2 separate regions of the Mus musculus genome follow, and region 1 is linked to region 2. A link is a loop called in an ENCODE intact Hi-C map of the cell type or tissue named here. Cell type or tissue: left cerebral cortex. All regions are shown on one strand. Region 1 overlaps Pde2a (phosphodiesterase 2A, cGMP-stimulated). Region 2 has its middle 24 kb from the start of Pde2a.

Region 1 (8,000 bases), 77 kb before region 2:
AAAGCAGAGAGAGAGAAAGTCAGAGAGACTGTCACTATCAAGATGTGGGACCTATCTATCTCCACCTCTCTTGATGCCTCATACCCCAAAATTTAGAGTCTTAGAATTCTAAACCTAAACTAAAGGACAATTAAATAGGTGAACGGGCATGCGGCAAACTGTGAACTACCCAAAGTTTAAGGGGCCCAAAAGCTAAGACTTCTTGGAAGCAAGCCCACATATGATCTTAGAGGAACGGGCAGCTTTGGGGCACCATCCAGCCCACTGCTGTCCCCTAGGCTACCCTGTGACCCCATAATGGTGAAAGGCATACCTGGCCTAACTCTGAAGGAGACTCCATAACCATCCTTGGAGTTCCTGCCTCACCCGAGAGTTCTTATGCACATCTAACTGATATCTATACTTCCCACCCTCCACCCCCATGACCCAGCTAGACTGGGAAGGGCCAGCTTACCATAGAAGTGTCGTCCTCAGGCAGAGACCGAGGCGTGTAGGTAAAGTTGGCAAAGTTGGAGTCAATGGCGGCCACAGGTTGGATGCCATCGTGGAGAAGCTTGGTGTATTCATCATCAGAGACCTAGAGCAGGCAAGCCAGGCATGAGAAGATGGCCTCCTCCCTCTCTGGTGCTCTCCCATCAAATTTCCATGCAGATGCGGTATCCCTTGTCCAGCATACACCAAGCTGGATACTAACTCTCTATATATGCCACTGGAAAGATCACCACAGCACTGCAGCCCACATGCCTGTGCCCCCTGCCTATGCCCGGATGACCACATCCATGTCTGACAATTCTAGGCAAAGATAAAGAATGCTGGTGTGTGGGCTGGAGAGATGGCTCAGAGGTTAAGAGCATTGACTGCTCTTCCAGTGGTCCTGAGTTCAAATCCCAGCAACCACATGGTGGCTCACAATCATCTTTAATGAGATTTGATGCTCTCTTCTGGAGTGTCTGAAGATAGCTACAGTGCAGTTACATATGATAAATAAATAAAATCTTTCTTTTTTAAAAAAAAAAAGAATGCCTGTTTGTGATACTCCAATGCCTGGTAGCTAGCCTTTCACAGACACCAAGTCTATCAGTTTGTCTCTCGGGGAGAGCCTTCTAGTATCTAATCGCAATCCCACATACCACTGCTTTGTGCCTGTTCCCAAAGTTTGGGACACAGATGAGAGGAGATGACCCAGTAAACAGTGATTGTCATATGCTCTAAGCTAAGACTTGAGGTAGCTCTTCTGATCCAGGCCTGGTAATGGGACTGGGGTACCAGTAATTAAGATCATGCAGGGGTGCACGGCCACTGCATCCAGACAGTGGCAGGGGAAAGCCCTGAGCAAGGTTTTCAGCTTTCAGGGATTACCCAAGTCGGGCATACTCTCTGGATGTGGGGTGGGGGTAGCTGTCCGAACCAAATTTTCTCCTGAGTGAAAGCCTGTTGGCTGCCTTCACATCAGGCTAAGAAAAAAGCTTGAGAGAGGATTATGGGTAAGTTGGGGAAGCCCTCTAGGTAGAGCAGAGGCCAGGTATTGGTGTGGGTCTGTTTTCCCAGTCTCAAGAGCCAGCAATAGCCAAGCTTAGCCTGGACCTGGGTTGCAGAGGATTCTGGGAGTCAGAGAAGACATGTGGAGCAGGTGCTCCCAGACCCTAAGATGTACAGAAGCTCCAAGCAAGCCTCACCTTCATATGATACATCATCATCTCATTGGCCAGGTGGCTGCGGTATTGGGCTTCATTCACCTTTTTGTATAGGAGAGACTGAGGAGAGAAAATGGAAAAGATGGGGCTGGAGCTGAAGGCTGTGACATCCTCAGAATGCCTGGAACTGGTACAAACGGGTCAGGCTGCAGAAGTTCTCCTTCCTCTCCCGTTGGGGGCCCAGTATAAGCCATTAGCAATAGCCCAGTGTTCAGGCCCCACCCCGATGCTAATCCCAGCTCTCTTACTGGCCTTCCCCAGTTTCTTAACACCTGAGGCACTTTGTCCCCTGAACTTGGTAGCCCTTGGAGGAGAAGATCAGAAAGCAGGGATTAACTCGGGTACTTAGGTTGGATTTTCAGGCTAGAGATGCCAAAAGTATGGAGAGAAAGATCCAACGTTTGCTACAAAGATACGGACTAGTAGATTGGAGTTGCTGGGGTGGGTAGGGAATCTTACCAAGAGGGTTTTCTATGTGTGTGTTAGGGTTTTTGTTTGTTTAGACAGTGTCTCTCATGTAGCTCAGGCTGGCCTCCAACTTGCTAGGTAGCCAAGGTTTTGAACTCCACCCTCCTGCTACTCCCTCTCAAATCCTAAGGTTATAGGCCCATACTATCACGTACTACCATATATATACCCATCTAGCCCAGCAGAACTAGGTGGGGTTTTGATTTGTTTTGTTTCTTTTCCTTTCTCTTTCATGATCCTCAGAAGCTGGTTGGACAGGACCAGAAATAGTATCCCCAGCTTTGCATGCTGAACGACTAGAGGCAGCCAGCATGTATGGCGGGCTGCATAGCATCCCGCTCGCTGGGATCGGAGCCCTGAGCATAGACAGGCCAGAGCGAAGAAAGCAGATGTGGGGGATAGAAGAAGGACACCCTCCCCGCCCCAGTAGCGCTCCCTCACGTGGGCGATGCTGATGCCACAGTAGATGGAGAAGGCTGTGGCCAGGTCCTCATCAAACTTGCTGAACCATGGCCCATTGATCTTGTTCACTAGCTCAGCCACACCAATGACCTCTGGGAAGAGAGAGAAAATGGGAATCGCTGGTGAAGGGGTCCAGTGAGACCTGCCTTCTCCTAACTCCTCTGGAAGAAATGGCTCAAGACTAGACAATCCCTGGCTCTTTAGGTTCCGACCCTAGAACCACTTTCCCCTAGTCCCCGCCCCGGCTCCACCCCCGTACAGCCCCTTCAGGCCCCGCCCCTGGCCACCACGAGTCGGCACCCTGGTTCTCGTTCTTGATAGGGAAGCAGAGAATGTTGCGCGTGCGGAAGCCAGTGCTGTCATCTACGCCGCGATAGAAAAGCGGATGGGCATATGCATCTGGGATGTTCAGGATCTGGCCCGTAGTCGCCACGTGGCCCGCGATGCCTTGGTCCGCCGGGATGCGGATCTCATAACTCTGCCCAAACAGGGATGGAATAGAAAGCAAGAAGTTAGCCTGCCGTATAGACACTTTTCAAATGTGGCTTTTCCCCCAGGTCCTCTTGCTTACTCCCGGACACCCTCCATACTCCCTCACCTCATCGTCCACAACGCCACCATCGAACACCTTGGCCACCAGCTCGTTCTGATCCAGCAGGAACACCGAGCAGCTGTGGAGAGAAGAGGTTGGTTCGTGGGGTTCTGACGCCTCTCGAACCACCACATATGGCTAGTGTAGCGATTACTGAGACCCTGGAAAGTGTCCTAAAGTGAGACACTCTCCTCGGAGCTGGACAATTCCAAACATCTCTCCATCTGCCTTTTATTTGTTTTGTATTGTATTGTTTTAAATTCCTACTAGGTTTCATAGAAACCCATGGCAAGCAAAGTTAGCGCTGTCCTGGCTGAAACAAGGGCCCAGGCAGAAGGAAATGTCAGATAAGAAGGTAGGGAGGGGGCAGAGGCGGTGAGGGCTGAGACTTCCCCTCCCGCACCACCCCACTTCTGCTCACATCTCTGCGTTGCTGAGGTTTCTGGCTTCCGTGATGATCTCCTGTAGCAGGACAGAGACATCATCTGGAGGAGGGGGAAGGAGAAGCACGTGAGACCTGAGGAATGCCAGGCAAGCATCTCTTCCACATCTCCTCCTCCCCAAACGCCTTGTGTGGGAGACACATCACTCACCCAGGTGGGTGAAGAGGTTCTTTGCCACTTGGAGAAGAGCCTGGGAAGGAGGAAGTGAAGATCGTAAAGATGGCCCGGGATGTTCTCATCCCTTCCCAAGTGCTCCTAGAGCAGGCTGGCAACTGACGTGCCTAATGAAACCCTTTGGGTACTAAGTGAAGGAGCTGGGGAAGAATAGTGAAGTTCTTGGGTCTCAAACGGCTGCCACCTTTGCCTCTGGCTGCCCAGATGTTGTGGTAGTGCCCGTGTTAGACACTAGAGGGCAATCACAGACAATGCCTAGAGCCCAGGGAAATACTGACCTCTCTCTCTTTAAGGGACTTCCAGGTCACTAGGTTACCCAGCCACAGTGCTGCCACTGGCCTAGATAACCCAGGCAGCATCACCCTCGTGGATAGCCTTCTGGGGCTGGCGCGCGCAGGTTCTTGGGAAAAGCTCAAGGCAGGCACTCACCTGGCACTCACACTTGAGCTTCTGCTCCTTCTGGAAGGCCAAGGTGCTGGTGAGCACCGTGCCTGTGTAGTGGAAGCAGTGTTGGATCACGTGTTCATCCTCATCTGTGAAGCTGGAAGTCGGGCTGGGGGTCAGCAGAGAGGACAGGGAAGATGGCCTTCTCGGCCCCTTTCTCCTTTCCTGCATGCTACCAGGAAGCTCCTATCTGCCAGCTAATGAAACTCTTCACACTGGGACTACACACCATGCCTTCTCCCCCTTCAGGCACAGAGCTCTAGGGAAAGCTCTGACTGCCCTCAGACCAAAATGTGGGTTCCTCCTCAGGCCACTGTTTATTTGAGGCAGGCTTATGTACATGTTGCTCAGGCTGGCCTGGAACTTCTAGGCTCCCGTGATCCTCCCACTTCAGACCCCCTAGAACCTGGGGCTATTGCCATAGTGCCATGACACCCCCACTCTCAAACTCACAAATCTCCTCCAAGCTTGTTGAAGGCGCAAGCCAGGGCCACCACCTGGTCAGTGGCTCGGCTGATGACAGGGACACACAGCATAGCCTGCAGCTCACAACCCAACATGTTTTGCAGCTGTTGCACATCGTCCTGCAGAGATGAAGGAACAGTGAGGAGGGGCAGTGTGCCTCTTCCCTAGCTCTCACCACACTCCGAAGCCCGTTATGGCACGAGGACAGGGTGTCACCAAGTCTGGGTCTTGTCTCCCCATCTCTAGGCTACCCCATTCCAAAGACACTGGGGCTTGAGCAAAGGGTTTCCCCCTCCCTCTCCCTTGGCTCAGCATGGCCATGGCTTACAGAGGTTAGGTCCTTCAACTGGATACACTGCTTGTCTTCCACCACCTGCCCCAGACGTCCCATGGTCAACTGGAAAGTGAAGAGAGACCCCGTTGGCCCAGCTCTCCCTGGGTCAACCCATCCTTGCCTTCCAAGTCTGGAAGTTTCAACAAACCCTTTGAACAGTTCAGGAATGGATGGAGCTGATGCTGAGAAGCAGAGGAGAGAAGTGGGGGGGGGGGGTTGGAGAGGGACGACTTGGTAATCAATAGTGAACTTGAGGGTTTTCCCTAACTAGAGAGTGATAAGCAGACCCCAAAGAGTCTCACTGATCTCAAGAGATTCTAACAGGTTCGTGTCTAGAAACACTCAAGCCTGTCTCATCTAAGGCTTCCTCTACGAGCTTGCTTCTACTAGAGTCTGATCATGAGAGACAGGGCTCCTTCGTAATTCTTCTAAGTAGCTCTCACGACCTGGACTGCTCCCACCAAGACATCTAGGTGGCCCCAGTTGCTAGGCCTTCCTGGTCCCTGCAGGCTCCAATGCTGAGGATGGAGATGGAACTCACTGGAAAGCTGACCTCTTCTCCCAGCACTTTGTCTCCAATGACCTGTGGGACCCAGGAATGGAGACAGGTTTATGGGAGGAAAGGCAGACACGGGTTGCCCCGCCTCACCGTGGACTTGAACCCTCACCTTGCAGGAAAGCTGTAGATTGTCCTCCGACACCAGCAGGAGGCAGCAGTGAGTGGCCTGTGTCTCCTGCTGCAGCTGCAGGGGGACAGACAGAGCCAGGCTGAGGGCGGGGCTGGAACACCCGCTAGCCTCTCTGGGTTTTTCAGGATTGTAGAAGAGAAGAGAGGGTGGGGTGTCCCAATCTGAACAGAGGTGATGGGGTCAAGGGTCTGTTGGTCTTTGGAGAGAGAGAGGGTGGAAGAGGAGATAGATGCTCAGGGACTCACATATTGAAGGACTTTGAGCTGCAGAGAAGTAGCATCCAAGTCAAAGAGTTCCCCTGCAAGAACAAGGCTGAAATCAGAGAGGGCTCTGCCTTGCCTGGGGGCTGCTTCCAGGCTCCACCCCTGCCTCTCCTCAGGCTCCGCCCCTGTCTCTCCTCAGGCTCCACCCCTGTCTCTCCTCAGGCTCCACCCCTGCCTCTCCTCAGGCACCGCCCCTGTCTCTCCTCAGGCTCCGCCCCTGTCTCTCCTCAGGCTCCGCCCCATCTCTCCTCAGGCTCCACCCCTGCCTCTCCTCAGGCTCCACCCCTGCTTCTCCTCAGGCTCCACCCCTGCCTTGCTTAAGGCTCCACCCCTGACTCTCAGGCTCCGCCCCTACCTCGCCTCAGGCTCCACAAGACCACCCAGAACACCCACATGCTTTCCAAGTGTTATCTGGGTTCTGCCTTGTGTTATAACTCACCTCTCAGGTCCCGCCCACTCCAGAGACCTGGCCCTGCCCCTCCAGGATCGACCCTATCCTATAGACCTGCCCGAGTTTGGCCCTCACCACACAGTTGCAGGATCTTTCGGTCATGGTCGGTGTACCCCTTCTCATCCTTTTGATCTTCAGAGGCATCCACTGACGTGTTCTGAACAGCTTCAGGCCTGCGCTGCTGCAGGGCCTGCACCCTCCGCAGGGCTACCAGAGCCTAGGGGACGGCCGAGTGGTCAGCATGACCTTGCCGTTCAGTGTCACTACCTGACTCCCCTCCTTAGCTCAAACAAATCCCTCTTGGGTCCCCCATAATGTTCATTGCCTATCCCTGTTCTGGTTCCAAACAATTCAACCCGCTGGTCCCTCCACTTCCTAGGAGCTCCCACTGTCCTTAGAGCCTCGCTTCTTCCACGGCTAAGTATAGCTGCCCCCGGACCCCCGCTCGCAGACTCTTCAAAAGAGGATCAGATTTCCTGTCTAACACCACCCTGATTAAGATCACAGACTCCTGAAACATTAGGCAGAAAAGAGCCTCAGTTATACACAGGGTCTTTGACTCATCACTAACCCAGCTAAGTTAGCGCTATGTTACCCCATCTTCAGTTGTGAAACTGCTTGCTCAAGGTGGTCACGCTGGAACCAGAAGCCAGGCCTGTCCAGCTCTCTGGCCAGATCGTCTTTCCTACAAGCTCTGGTAAGGATCCTCAGCAGCCCCTGTGTTACCACGATCCTACCCGACTCACGTGCTTCTCTACCACCTGCAAGCTCTGTTCCTCACTGTCACTCAGCTGGCCACAGTGCACCTGGAGAGAAGGGAGAAGCGACCAGATGTGACCTTCCCCAGTCTGTCTTCACTTGCATGTCCTCCCGTGGCCAGCTCAACACCAGTTGCCACCAATACAGTCTATGACCTCCATGTAAGCCAGGCAGCTAGCTCTGAAGGTGACTTTCCCAAGGAAGACGTCCAGGGCAGGTGATAAGAGTGGAACTTTCCTGTCTGTCCCATCACTTTCCACGCTTACTGTTCCGTTCCTGGAGCAAACTGTGCCACAGACAGCCCAGTCCAGGTATACAGAGTCAGGAAGGCGGACCTCAGACCCTTCTCCATCGTCCACACACGGAGCGCTTCAGGCCCTGATTAGAGGATTTGTGGAATTGGCTTTAGCCTCCAGCTCCATCCGTTCTGAGTGGGGTTTGAGTTGCCCTTACATCTGGGGTTAAAGAAGGGAGCCCAGGCATGACTGACACCTGCCAGGAAGCTGTGCACAGATGAATGGGCTGAGGGAGGGAGTGCTTTTTGCCTTACACATGGTTCTCACCATGGGGAGATGCAATCTTCCCCTTACAGATGAGCCAGGGAGGCCAGAGGTGGGGGACCTTCCGAAAATCATCAAGCAGAAAGTAGCAGCGTTAGGACATCTCTATCCACCCCTCCCCTTCCCGCTTCCATGTTGACTCTCTAGATTCATTCTTACCACGCGGTTATCCTCCCCTGTCCTGTGTCCCTGTGCTAGTTAG
Region 2 (8,000 bases):
ACCCTCTCCCCACGTGTACTGGAGCGCACACACACCATACACTATGCCACACATACCACATGCACACCACACACACACACATGCACATCACACAACACAACACTGGCACACACATTACCACACATACCACATATATCACACATACACCACAGCCACACACCACACACCAAGCCACACACACCACATGTACACCACATACACATGCATACCACACATGCACACATACCATACAACACACACACATACCACACACACATGCATACCAGACACACACTTACTGCACCACAGACACACACACATATCACACCACATACACAAATATACACCATACAAACACATACACACACACACCACTACACACACACACACACACACACACACACACACACATAAATACTTCCAGATGAATTCTGCTGATGTAGGTGGGGCACTGCTGCAGGAAAGCAGAGAGTGGAAAGGCAGAGAGCTCGGGTGTTTGCCCCTCAGCACCCCACTCCTATTGTCAGGCAGTAGTGACCACACTGTCACTGTCACTGTCACTGGCAGTTCCTTCTCCACGTTTAAATTCTGGCTCTCGGGTCCAGTGTTCCTCTTGCCCCAGGCCTTCTCACTGCCAATCTAGACCCTCAACAGGAAGCCCGCCTCAGCACAGCCTACAGGGAAACTCGAGAGGCATTTCGGTTGTTCTCTACACACGGTCCTGGCTCCTTGAAGACTTGTTAGGTGATTAAACAAGCAATGCCGAAGATTTTATAGAGGACACTCTGGAGACATCCCTTCCCTCTCCAGGCTGTGGTGTTGCATGCTGGAAATCCCAGCACTCCAGGGGGATCGGCAAGGAGCCCAAGAGCCCACGGCTATCCTGACTACATAGTAAATTCCAGGCTACGCTGAGCTACAATGAGACCTTGCCTCAAAGGGGCAAAAATAAAATAAAACACATATAAGCTAAATGTTTAAAGTAATTAAAGAAAAAACACTTCAAAAACATTTCTTCTCTCCACTTTGGGCTGCCACTCAAAGCTTTAAAGCAATTCTGAATTTTCTGACATGGTATTGGTCCTCCTGCCTGCTCCTCACCTCTCCCACCCCAGTCCTGTGCAGCCAGAACCTGTCGCACCCCCCAACACTGGCCCCTGTCTGTTCCAAGACTCTTCCTGGATGATGGGGGTCAAATGAGCTCAGGTGGAAGACACTGGGGCTTCGAATTCCAAAGTTCAAGAGGGCAGATTTCTCTCTCGTGCCAGGGAAGGCTTTCTCCTTCTCAGCCTTCAGTCAGGCCATGTCTTCCCATCCTTGTGCTAACTAGCACAGCTGCTAAGGAGCCCAGCAGAGCCCAGCTTCCCCACACAGCTTCCTGTGGCCCCTCCATGCAGCTAAGGCTTGATGTTAACTTTAGTTTGCAACAAAATTCTTGGCAGGTGGAACCCACGTGTAGCCTCCTGACGCATGAGTGGAGCACAGCCTATCCCAGGGGGCAGGGAGCTGAGCCTTCTTCCTAAAGAAGCCCCGACGCTGTCCTGCATCCTGCTCTGGGTGGAGCTGGCTTTCTGGGCCTCCCCATCCATAACCCAGCATTGTCTCAGCCCCCAGAGCTCATGGAGAGACCATAGGGAACCCTTCAATGTCAGAACGGGAGAAGCCTAAAATAAAGGCTCTGCTCAAAATGACACAGTTGAGGCTCTAAAAGGAACACCACACACACACACACACACACACACACACCCCTATCACTAAACTCCTCTCAAGGAGTCCCTGGGTTCTGTGGAATGACAGACTTCACAAGCCCCCGGAAGGCCTCTTGCGGCCTGCAGAAGCGCTGGTTGAAACTTCAAAGGCAAAGGCCAAGAGGAGTGGAGACACCCAGGTGGAAGGAGGCACAAGCACAGACTTGGATCTCCTCAGGGTGCCCCAACTGCCTAAGGGGCTGAGGGAGAGGCCTTCCAGACCAGGCACACACCCTTCTTGCCACTCTAAGCCCTCTCTCTCTCCCTCTCCCTCTCTCTCTGATCTCACTGGGTGACTTCACTGTTCTTCTCTGCGCTTTGATAGTTGCTTCTGTATAAGGGGACTGGGCTGGGAGCCTTAAAGCTCTCTGGGCGCCATGAAGGTATTGTCCTCCTGGAAGGAATGCAATCTCTCCTCTCCAGCCACATCTAGCCTCTCAATCAATGGCCAAAGATTCCAGCCACCCAACCTGAACATGAAGGCAATAAGACCCTTCCTTAAGGTCTTCATGGCCTGCAGAGGATTCCAGAGTCCCCTGAGGGCCCTCAGAGTTCGTGTGCTTGAGCAGCATGTCCACTGCGGAAGCTTGACCTCTTGTAGCTCTCTCTACCCTCACGCAGGCAGGACTCAAGAGGGACGATGATGAGGGGCCAGACCTCAGTGAGGCCTTACTGCGTCAGCAGTACAGGCCTGAAGCCCTTCACACACATGCACTTGCAAACAGATACCCACAGTGTCATTAGAACACATGTGCATAACACTGTATACGTGCACACACATGCATACAAGCCATGCTTGCATACGCAACCGTCTACCAAGATTCAGATATCAGAATGAACACACAAGCACACATATACAAATATATACACGCCTTCCCACAAACAGAAGTCTACACATTCTCCCCCTCTCTGACCAGTATACACATACCTAAGACTGGAAAATCACACTAAGGTACAAACACACACACCACCACCACCACCACCACCAACAACAACAACAACAACAACAACAACAACTAATATTATTCTGCATTTCAGCATCAGACAAATTTCAAACAATAAAAAAAAAAAAAAACTAAACATAAGGTGTTCTTAAGTCTATTTCCCAATTAGTCAGCCCCTGAACTGAGGTGGGAAACTCCTATCTATGAGCTCATGTCTGTCCCTGCTTTGAGGTCCCAAGTGTTCTCTGTCCTCACTCCCCACTATGTGTGCCTTTGCAATGGAGCTCAAAGGAGGTGGGGAGCAATGTGTTACCCTCTCTCCCCCATCTAAGCTCCTTGCTCACTCTTCCCTCCTGGTCCACCTAACATCCAAGATTGGGGCTGGAATGGAGTGTGTAGCGACCCCTGCTGGGCTTATGTGACATTACAGCACAGCTCTGTTGTATAGTAGCAATTCCAAGCCTGGGCAGCAAAAGGGAAGAAGAGGAAGAGAACCCAAGTGTTGGGTGCTCCAAGAATGGAGTTGAGCTTTAGACAGCCTTTGGTCTGTCCATGTCAATCAGTGCTCCCGAGGCTTCAATGCCATAACCCCATGGTGACATCACTTCAAGCCCTCGGGATGGGAGTTCTGGCAGATCACAGCCGCACATCCAAACTCTCAGGTTGACATCGGGTCTTTAGGCCTAGCTCCCCACTCCTCTCGGCCTTACATCCCACAGAATGCAGCTCTTGCTTTCATCGTCCCAGGCAGCCCTTGTTCCTCAACTGAGAAGCCTCATCCCCAACTTGAACCGTCTATATCTTTCCTGTTTTTCAAGGCTAGTGCTTCACCATCTGGACCAATAATTCATGAGAATATCAGGAGCTTTGGGTGCCTGAGGGCCCTGTGCTCCAAGCCTGCCCCGCCCCCACTCATCCCAGTGGGCAAGTCAGTCCCTTCTTGAATCCTCTGCTCCTTCATCCAGAAAACAGCAGCCTCTTGGGTTTGTGGAGGGGATTAAAGAAGATCATAGCTGTGGAAATCGGGCTCAGGCAGCTGTAAACTTCCCTGTGCGTGTGCAAGAGTTCTCATTATGACTTAATCCTTTGATCCCTGCTCCTAACGCCACACTGAAGCACACAGCAAGCAGACAGGGAGCAGAGAAAGGGTCAAGGCTGCTTCATCTATGAGCTCCCCAGATCCCAACCCCTACCCTACTAGGGCCTGCCAACTACCAGCCTCAGCGGCAGGGTGTAGATTTGGCTGGAAAGAGGTTAGACCAAGTGTACTTAGTGCAAACTCACACCAAACTACAATTCCCAGAATGACTCAAGCTGCTGTGGGTGTGGCCACGAGTTTAACCCCTTCCTCGGTGAGCTCTTTCTTCCAATGTACCTTCTGGGGGTTGGCCTCAGACCAGGCAGGTGCAGCCTAGAAAGGTGGTCTTATGTCCATCAGACACCTCCTTCTGCCCACAGAGCATCTGTGCCTCTCACCACACCCACCGCCTCCTGTCTTTCCCACACACTGACGCTCTCTGGGCTCCTAGCCGTGGTCTAAAAGTGTAGGTGAGTGTGGGTGTTCTACAGTGACAGCAGCTAGCCTCTATATGAGCACTCACCGAATTCCTAGCGCTACGATCTGTGCTTCCAGATTCTTCACAACTATCCTGTGAGGACAGAAGGCTTATTGCCACTGCACACTTTTTGTTCAGAGGGAAGTGGAGCAACTTTCCAGGACCACGTGGCTCTGGGAAGAACCCATGTCTATTTGCCACCTTACCCCACACACACCCACCACCCCCACCACCTTGTCTTCAAAGCTTCTTCTGAACCAGGAAGAGCACCCCAGAAATCCCAAGGTTCATTCACCTCAGCATCACTAGTGGGAAGTCCTCCCAGATGTCGGACACCTACTCTTTCTGTTGTACCAAGCTCCAGCTGCCTCAAAAAGGGCAGTGAGTCTATCACTTCAGGGACATCAAGAAGTGGGTCACATCGCTAGGGAACTGGCCTTTCCCAGGGAGCGGGCAGCTAAACAATGAGAGATAAACGTGTGAAAAGATCCCCGTTACTAAATATATCGACATCCCAAGAGGATGGAGGTACTGACAGGGAGCTGGTGGTCCCCACCCTGGAAGCCATAGTCTGCGGGTCAGACAAGCCAGGGCACTTGAGCAGGAGATGGATGAGGCCATCTTGGCTGCCTGGGCCTGGGGCGGAGGGAGCGGGAGGCCAGCACTGAAGCAGGAGATCTTGTCTCAGCGCCTAACCTGCCAAGCTCAACGGGCTGATTTGAATATTGTTTTGCATTCATTTGCATGATACTTTCTGGAAGGGCTCCCACTCTACAAATACTGCCTTGCCCTCATTTCCAGGGTCTCTGCTTATTTCACTGAGCCATTCTCGTCCTTTGGCAGGCCCTGAGTAGGGGCACTAGAAGCAACCAAAATTGTTGCACATTTAAAAGACTTTACATTTCCGAGCTATCAGAGACACCTTCTTGGCTGGAAGTGCTACCTGTTGTCTAACCTTGATTCCTTGCTCCCTTTTCAGTGCTTCCCTCCCAGCACACACTTCAAACCTAGGCCACTCTGAGCTCTGCTAGTCCTGGCATAAGCAAAGCTATGCTATCCCTGCCTGGCCTTTGCGCATTGTGTGCTCTCAATTTGGCTAGCAGTGACTCTTCCTTCGAAGGCTGCGCCAGTGGCCCAGGCACAAGAGAGGAACGTGGTTCCTTCCTCCATCGCTGTCACTGGCTCCATCCATGTCCTTTTAGGAACGCAGTACTCAGCTGGGCAGCAGCACCAGGAAAGGCTGCTGAATGAATGAATGACCCTCCATCACTGAATCCCGTCTCCCTATTCCTGGCTGCTGTGGGTTACCTGCAGGAGGATCAAGGATGAATAAAGACTTGCCTCCAACTCTTTCTCATCCTGAGACACTTTCTCCTCCACCAGCCCAGTCACCCAGCCAGCAGATTCCACAGCTCTTCTATGGTGGTGGAAAGTTCTTCTTATAATCTATCCTCGTTTCTCCTTCAGGCCATGCTTGCTTCTGTACCATGGTTTCTAAAGAAGAGTCAGCCCCCTGTCTTGCCCCTACTCAGCTCACTATGTACCTTTACTAAAAGCTGTTCATTTCCCTCACTCGGCCTGGGATGCTGTCCTGCCTGAGATGCTGCCCCACCTAGATCATTTATACCCCTGAGTGCAACAGCTTAGGATAAGGACAATGACCTGGCATAGAGAAAGGACATAAAGCCAAACCAATTACTTGGGGTTGCTTTAAAAGAACGAGCTACCCAAGCAGAAAGGAGTGAGTGCCTTTGTAGTGTGCAAGTCAGGAGCTGGACAGGGCAGCCAGCACACCATAGAGGAAAGGAGCAACTGCCACGGGATGGCTCTGACATCCAAGATTTGGAGAAGAAACCTTGTAGAGTAGGGTGGGAAGATGAAGCAGCCATGGAGGGACTCCTTGGCTGTGTGAGTAAATACAGGGGATGTCACAGGGATGCATTTGAGCTACATTTATCAACCCTGACCGATGAGGGACGAAAACTGCAGGGTGGGTTATGAGGTTAGAGAGAAGAGACAGTCTACGAGGGCTTCCTAGCAGAGGCAATCTATCCAAAAATCTTTACCCATCTCCACTTCCTGAGAAAGGGCCACACTCCTGGGGGTGACATTGGGGACCCTATAAATGCTGGGCCCTTTGCCTCTGTCTCTTTCCATGCCCTTTCTGGCTCCTGGCCTGGGTCCGTTCTGTGCCTTGGCTACACTGAAATGTCCATATCTTCCTATCTTTACATGTTGTTCTGCTGCTCCTTGCCTGTGAGCATCTTTGGGGCCCAGCCAAACATTCCTTCTTCAGAGTCTTTTCCATACAGCCCTGTGACACTGTATGGTATCAGTTTCCATCCCTGTCTCTTTCATACTGAGCATGCTTTGAGTGTGAAGACTGTGTTAGTGCCTCTAATGACCATGTCATGGGTACCAGGCAGGCTCTAGGGAGGCCCTGTTGATGAACAAATGAATGAAGTAATGAATGAGTAAGTGAAGGAGCCAGGCAGAGGGGTTATATTTTAAAGGCCCTGGCAGCAGAAGGCAGAAAAATGCAGTGCTGGCAGCAGTGTAGCTGAGAGTGAGACTCCAGTCCATTAAGACGGGGAGGGGTACTGATGGGAGTACATTCCCCCCGCCCGCCATCACCATTTGGCTAGATCCCAGACAAGCCATCAGCAGTCTCTGGGGACAAGAGCTGGAGTGGGAAGCAGGAAAAGTGGCAGGAGCTGCGTGGTGGGTGGGATTGGAGCCGCAGGGAACATGGGCAATCAATGTCCAGTGAGCTGACCGGACCCAGAGCAGCCCAGGAGCCCAAAGGAGAAGATGACCAGGCTGCTGAGGACCAGGCTGAGGATAAGGCCCAGCTCTAGTTAGTCTGGCAGTCAGGGGAGGTAGCAAAAGGTAATTCTGCCACTGTGCACCTCAGCTAGGAGATCTCTCTCTCTCTCTCTCTCTCTCTCTCTCTCTCTCTCTCTCTCCCACCACCCCCCCCCCACCTGAAGATACACTGCAGAAAGTTCTATTCTATCTGCCCCCTTGGCTGACTTGTCTGGTTTGGCCCCAGACCTCCTTGTTCCTTGAACTGGCCTGGCCCCTGCTCTCCTTTTCTGGGCCCAGTTCCCTGAACAACCTAGCGAGTGTCACTGAAGCAGGTCTCTAACACAAACATAGTCCCATCCTTCCTCTGCCCAAATATTCATATCCCTCCCTTGAAGAAAACTCTTCAAGGTTCCCTTGGGACCTCTGTACAAAGCCCAGGGGATCTGGAGTTGGAAGTTCTGCAAGCTGTGGCTCCTGCCCAGGCTGCAGCTACTTACTTCTCCACAGCATGTCTCCACAGCTTCCTCCCTGTTCTTCTGCCCAATCCCACCTCTCGGCTTTGGCTTAAACCATTCCCAGGATGCACCACCTGTTAGCTTGTGCTGCTCTTTATTGCTTCGTTATTCTCAAGCTATTTTGTGTCTGTGCAGTTTAGGGGGCCCCAGAGGACAGGGCCATTATTGCCAATTTCTTTTCTGCATCTCTCCACAGGGTATAGAATGAATTGTCCTGGGCTCACAGAGGTGGTCACACATTCAGCCACCTCCTCCCTCCCTGGGCAGGCCAAAGTGTCCCAACTGTGTATTCAACCATGAAAGAAAAGAAACACCCACACACAAGTGGGCACCAATAGGCACACACATGCACACCAATTACACAAAGACCAAGATGTACACATATTCTCACACCAGCCCCGTGATCACACACCCACACCAGAACACTTTAGGTGAACACACAGATCCACC

What was found. Hi-C counts contacts between places; a loop is a spot of excess contacts. Peaks named below come from ENCODE experiments on the same cell type or tissue, not always from the same donor. Only the 100,000 strongest peaks of a DNase experiment are listed, where the experiment ranks them.
Region 1: a loop joins it to region 2, with 2.2 times the contacts of the local background. A loop is called at or near these places in 4 of 42 quality-filtered maps.

What each region holds. Positions count from the first base shown.
Region 1 is chr7:101,499,673-101,507,672 of GRCm38, reverse strand. It overlaps Pde2a (phosphodiesterase 2A, cGMP-stimulated), which reads right to left. Exons shown (of 30, transcript NM_001143849.2): 6 at 7,226-7,285; 7 at 6,555-6,696; 8 at 6,011-6,063; 9 at 5,745-5,819; 10 at 5,618-5,659; 11 at 5,071-5,139; 12 at 4,731-4,861; 13 at 4,263-4,374; 14 at 3,810-3,849; 15 at 3,638-3,701; 16 at 3,223-3,295; 17 at 2,925-3,102; 18 at 2,604-2,716; 19 at 1,677-1,754; 1 more. Among named protein-coding and RNA genes, the nearest start is that of Mir139, 28 kb to the right of the region's middle. In left cerebral cortex, CTCF peaks have their summits at 4,058 (motif pointing right) and 5,770 (motif pointing right); DNase peaks (open chromatin) are centred at 3,774, 4,045 and 5,790; H3K27ac peaks cover 2,315 bases.
Region 2 is chr7:101,423,009-101,431,008 of GRCm38, reverse strand. It overlaps a transcript of Pde2a not described here. Among named protein-coding and RNA genes, the nearest start is that of Pde2a, 24 kb to the left of the region's middle. In left cerebral cortex, a CTCF peak has its summit at 3,088 (motif pointing left); DNase peaks (open chromatin) are centred at 4,947, 5,283, 6,858, 7,576 and 4 more places; H3K4me3 peaks cover 3,658 bases; H3K27ac peaks cover 2,719 bases.